Linked DNA regions of Homo sapiens: region 2 is linked to region 1. A link is a loop called in an ENCODE intact Hi-C map of the cell type or tissue named here. Cell type or tissue: IMR-90. All regions are shown on one strand. Each heading gives the region's core, and the rest is flanking DNA. Links, peaks and the distances in the headings are about the cores only. Region 1 has its middle 9.2 kb from the start of RTP3. Region 2 has its middle 32 kb from the start of PTH1R.

The links. A loop is a pair of places that touch in the nucleus more often than their neighbours do. Peaks named below come from ENCODE experiments on the same cell type or tissue, not always from the same donor. Only the 100,000 strongest peaks of a DNase experiment are listed, where the experiment ranks them.
Region 2: it touches region 1 in a loop (5-fold over the local background); 12 of 110 quality-filtered maps call a loop at or near these places.

What each region holds. Positions count from the first base shown.
Region 1 is chr3:46,487,325-46,490,236 of GRCh38, reverse strand. No RefSeq gene overlaps it. Among named protein-coding and RNA genes, the nearest start is that of RTP3, 9.2 kb to the left of the region's middle. RefSeq lists enhancers at 106-880, 881-1,657. In IMR-90, for the core only: CTCF peaks have their summits at 315 and 1,370 (motif pointing left); a DNase peak (open chromatin) is centred at 1,386; H3K27ac peaks cover 956 bases.
Region 2 is chr3:46,908,383-46,911,294 of GRCh38, reverse strand. No RefSeq gene overlaps it. Among named protein-coding and RNA genes, the nearest start is that of PTH1R, 32 kb to the right of the region's middle. RefSeq lists enhancers at 1,382-1,676, 1,661-2,236. In IMR-90, for the core only: a CTCF peak has its summit at 1,573 (motif pointing right); a DNase peak (open chromatin) is centred at 1,594.

The sequences.
Region 1 (2,912 bases), core at 279-2,778:
CTCTTTACAGAAAGAGGTTTGCCATTCCCTAAACTAGAGCTACATAGATCAACATGGGCTTATCTCACAATCATGGCATTGAGTAAAGAATTCAAGCTGCTGGAGCTTCTACACAACAAAATACCTCTTACGTGAGGAACAAAACCACAATGCCATCACTTAGGAAATCATGCACTTGTAGTTAAGAACATAAAGAAATTTATAAACATAAAGGAGGGTGGATGAGAGGTCCTGTGGCTGTGCTGGGGTTGTGAGCTACCCTGGCTATGGTAGTATTTCCAGTTCAGGCTTGAGAGAGTGAGTGCTACCTACCCTTCTAAATGCTGCAAAGAGTATCACTGAGCAAAGGATGCCATGATCAGCACAGGGAACAGAGAACACACTGGACTCAAAGGAGAGAAAGTGAATTTGTAACTTTGGGTTCCTTTAAGCCTGGTTTTCTTGTGATCCCCGCTCTCTTACTGTTGAAGCTGTGGCCAACCTGTTCCTGAGACCAGCCTGCCTCAGGTCCCTGCCTGAGTAGCTCTGCCTGTGGGGCAGTGGAGAGTATGTCTCACGTCCCTGGACCAGGTGACCCATGGTTAGTGGCTCCCAGGCCAAGCTCCAGGTGAACGTTCAAGGCTGGGGTTTGACAGTGGGATGCTAACCAGCCCCGCTGCTCCTGCCACCAGCCCAGGGGCACAGGGCACGAACCAGAACCTGCATTTCTCATCCCACTGGCCTTGGTCCCCAAGGTGCTGCAGTAATTGAGCTGCTTTTTAAATTAGGACACATTCCTCTGGGGCCAAGGCTGGTCTTCTTTCCCAGAGGGAGTGATCCTAGGACAGGAGAGGAGTTAATGAAGAAACTGCATTGTATCCTCGTGCTGAGGGAGTGCACCCTGGGAAGGACAAGCTTGGAAGGGTTCAGACTTCTTGGAGGTGCAGTCAGCACACCTGCTAGCAGAGGACTCTCACCGGTTTGGTCAGGCTGGCGCTGGCCAGGAATTTGTTGGGCAGGCAACAGGCCACTGTCTGTAAGCCGACAAAGGAGCAGGGGATCGGGAACCAGTGACATGGGCATACAGTGGGGACAGGAGGCCTTTTGAGCGCCTGAGCCACTGGAGGCTTGCAGGAAGTGCTGCAGCTCAGCATGGAACCTTCGGGGCCACAGGGCAGGCGGGAGCTTGGAGAGGAAGTCTGGGCGCCAGCACGGACAGCAGGCCTGCAGAGCACACAGGCTGCTCGGAGACTCCGAGGTCTGTGTTGAGAGGGCTGCAGAAAAGGTCATCGCCACACCCAGGCTGCAGGTGCAGCAGACCGCAGTCCTCACACCCGGACCGCCCTCCCGTGGCCCTCACTGGAAATGGCAGGAGCGCCCCTTCCTCCTGCAACGTCCCTCCACCGCCCTCTACCGAGCAATCTTGCCGAGCTCACTGAAGGAGAGAGATGCTTGGAGAAGTCCACGTCAGCGCATATGCTATATTGAAGGACGCGTTCGGAGCTGGGAGACAATGCATAAAAAGCATATAAACTTTATTACAAATTCATTATATAACCGCACCAGTGGGGGCTGGGGGAGAGAAGGGACTGGCCTAAATAACATTGGAAGATAATATTTTGCCTGGAAATTATTAGGCTAAAGATGAAAGGTACTATGAACAATGTACTCTAATTGATAAATATATATATATATATATATATATATATATATATATATATATATATTTATTTATTTTTGAGACAGAGTCTTGCTCTGTCTCCCAGGCTGGAGTGCAATGGCGCGATCTCGGCTCACCGCAATCTCCGACTCCCTGGTTTAAGCGATTCTCCTGCCTAAGCCTCCCAAGTAGCTTGGATTACAGGCAATGCCACCATGACCAGCTAATTTTTGCAATTTTGGTAGAGATGGGGTTTCACCATGTTGGCCAGGATGGTCTCGATCTCCTGACCTCATGATCGTCCCGCCTCGGCCTCCCAAAGTGCTGGGATTACAGGCATGAGTCACTGTGCCCGGTCGATAAATTTATTTTACATAAGGGTACCCAGGTTAAGGATTCTGAAACAGCTTCATGGGTGTACTGGGGATGAGCAAATAAGTAAATACATGAGAGAAGGTGGGCCAGGTTGTTCACACTGTGGGAGAGGAAAGTTACAATTAACAAGAAAGGAAGGCTGGAATGAATCCTGGAGATGGGATTACAGTTGGAGACATCAGTACGATGCTCAGTATATACACAGATGGATAGATACAGAAACAATGTGGATATGTGTATATCTAATAATTTAGTATGTATGCATATATTACCTGGCTCAGTCAGCTGAGAGGGCCTAGAGGCAATGACACCCCAGTGCTCACATCTTGGTTTCTAAATACCTTTCTCCAATAAAAGAAGCAAAGGCTCCTTGGAGAAATGACTGATAAAATACAAGAGCCTGGAGCATCTTGTAGCACCAGAAAGAAAGGAAGTACTCAAAAACAAAAAGGGTGGGAACACATCAGAGGGACACAGGAACCAACCTGAAGGAGCTCCCAATGGCCAATGCTGGAACGATGTGAACAACAAAATAACTAACATAGTATTGTATTGTGTTATAACCCAAAGTATTAAATATAAGTGAGGCTATTCTGATATAAATGATTGAATAAATAGAGTACAAAGACGAATCTTTTTTTTTTTTTAACAGAATTTGAAATAGCATGTTAGACAGTCCTCCCTCCAGGGGATGAGGCTTAGTTCAGCTGCTACCATCCTCTTTCTGGGTAGGCTAGACACTTCCAAATAACAGAGTATGGAAACGGAAAAAGAGTAACTAGTAGAGAAACCTGGTAGATACTACCTTTAACCCAGTGATGAAGGTGAGCATCACCAGTGTGGATGTAATGCACCCTCTAATAGGTTGTGATAAGAAGGGTGCTCCTCCTCTGTAGTG
Region 2 (2,912 bases), core at 254-2,753, 420 kb before region 1:
GGTGGAAACTGGGTGAATGTTACACAGGACTTCTCTGTACTTTTAAACTTCCTATCGGCTGGGTGCAGTGGCTCATGCCTGTAATCCCAGCAATTTACGAGGCTGAGGTGGGCGGATCACCTGAGGTCGGAAGTTCAAGACCAGCCCGGCCCACATGGTGAAACCCCATCTCTACTAAAAAAAACAAAAATTAGCTGGACATGGTGGCGCACGCCTGTAATCCCAGCTAGTTGGGAGGCTGAGGCCCGAGAATCACTTTAATCCTGATGGCAGAGGTTGCAGTGAGCCGAGATCGTGCCCCTGCACTCCAGCCTGGGCAACAGAGTAAGACTCTGTATAAAAACAAAAACAAAAACAAAAACAAAAACAAAACTTCCTATGAATCCGTATTTCAAAATAAAAAGGTTTAAAAAATACAGGTGGTGAGCAAAGAAACTGGTAAAACATGTTACTAAAATGTGTGTTTCTTTAAAGTATGCTTTCTCCATTTAAAACAAACATTCTGGGGTGTGGACTACAGTCTTCATCCAGGTGAGGATAGTTCAGAGTTAGTCTCAGTGATTCATAGTCCCCTGAAAATTTGGTAAAGAAAAAAAAAGTCTCAGCCCTAGCCTTGGTTGGAGGGCTAGGTGGGGAGGGTGCCCTGAGGCCCTGGCAGCCCCTTTGTCGTAAGCCCTTCAGGCTTAAGATGGGCCAGCGAGGGCCAGGGGCCAGTGTCCAGCACTGTGGATGGAGCCCTGGTGTGCCTGCCACTGCCTGGTCCATCACTGCCCAGGCACTTCTCCAGGACAGCCCTGACCAACCTCGCAGTGTTCAGGTCCCTTCATCTTGGGGTTCTCTAGGACACCCAGCCTCTTCATCTTGGGAGAGGTGTCAGGCCTGGGATATTTTCCACAGCAGCACGGATGCTCCTTCCCTAGAAGAGGACAGGAGACCAGAGACCCAGGCGCAGGGCCTCTCGGTTCTGACTCTTGCTGGGGAGGCAGCAAGAGGGCTGGGAGGAAGTCCCACCTGGGCTTGCAGAGTCAGGGACCAGGCAGGTCACCAGCCAGGACAGGGCCTTGTAACCACAGTGAGGAACTATGGGCTTGGGATCAGAGATAGGCACAACCCCTGAAGTCACAAGGGAAAACTACTGTCCAGCCTCAAGCCCAAGCCCCTCACTGCCTTGGAGGCTTCAACATGTGAGATGCCCGCTCACCTTCAGGCGGCCTCTCCATGGGGCTCTGAGCTGGGCCCAGGGCTTGCTACAGCGCTGCCCACCCCCAGGAGCCTGGGGAGTGGGCCATTAGTGTAGCATGCTTCCCGAGGACCCATGTCATGCTGGGCACTGTATCCGGGGATGCAGCTGTGACTGACGATGGTTCTGCCTTCGAGGAGCTGACCTTCCAGGTGGTCTCCAGATCTGTGCTGGGATCCAAGCCCCTTCCCTCAGACCAGTTGAAAGGCCTTGCTTCCCCATAACTGTCTGGCTGGGAACCACGTGGGGCCCTCAGAGTCCACTCAGACGCGGATGAGCAACTCCATGCAGCTGTTGACTTTTATTTCCCCATGTCCTCCCATGGCCACTGGGGGGCAGCAGGAGATCCCCGATGGGGTCCCTGACAGGGCGCGTTGGTCCAAACAGCTCCTGCCAGCAGCGGGTCTTCTGTAAAGCAGGTCACCCCACCGCATGACGCACGCCTATCCTTTCCTGTGGGGTTTATGTCATTTGTAAGTGACTGCTCATCAGAGACGATCCAGAGAGTGGGGTCCAGTCAGCCTGAGACCCAGAACAGCAGGGGCCGTGTCCTGGCAGATGAGGTTCCAAGGCACTGCCGGGTGTGTGAGGTCCGGGTGGGGTATCGAGTGCCCGCCCAGCCCTGCCAGGTCAGCACAGCCTCTCCCCTCCTTGAACTGTGGGTGCGTCTGCATGTGCAGAGGGTGTGTGTGGGCAGAATGCCTGTAGCCTGGCTGGGAAAGGGCACCCCTGGAGGGTCAGGTCCTCTTGGCCCCTGGGCCAGGCCTGAGCTGGCATCCCCTGAATCTCCTGAACATCTGCTGCTCGGAGCCAAGGAAGCTCTCAAGATGCCCAGTGTTGACCCAGGGACCATCCATCCAGGTGGTGGGGGCATGCATGGGTAGCAGTGGGCACCCCACAGAGTGAGGGGGTGCTGTCGCATGCTGGAGCTCCTTTCTCCCTGGGCTCAGGCCTGCCCCCAGGGGCTCTGGCAGCTGTGGGCTGGGCAGGGGTGTCTGGGCTGAGTTTCCCAGCCAGCCTGCCCCTTCTGTATCTATTTACTGGTTTTCTTTAAATGTTCCCATTACTCAGGACTCCAGTGGGCACTGAGACAGAAATAAATCCCGCAAGGCGGCCCAGCCAGAAGCCGGGAATCCAATTCCCCCTCAAAGACCGGAAGAGGCCCCTGGGCAGAGCATGCCAGTCCGCTGTGGCCCACACACTCCACACAGCCACAAATATGGCCACTCCCCTGCACACACACGTGCACATCCATGCCTTTACACACGTGTTCCCCCACGCAGACTCTTCACACACGCACGCGCACATGCAGGCATTCACACGCACCGCACACACTCAGGTTTGCCTCATACACAGAGTTGCTTTGCACATGCACACACACATTCACACACATGCACACACACCCCACTCATGCACGTATTCCCTGACAGCCAGGCTCACACGTAGTTGTGACCACACACTGGGTTCACAAACTCAGCCATCCTCAAGACACTGCTGGGCGAGACAAGTGGGCGAGGCTATGGAGGGTGCACGGAGGAGGGCAGCCCTGCACAGTTCGGGAGGAGCGTGGCCTCAGGGGAACGCAGGCCCAGGGCTGCCAGGGCTTCTGAATTTTTAAGAGAAGTTGGAAAGCTGAATTTTTATGTGAAATATCCTGATTTTTAAATGTTGG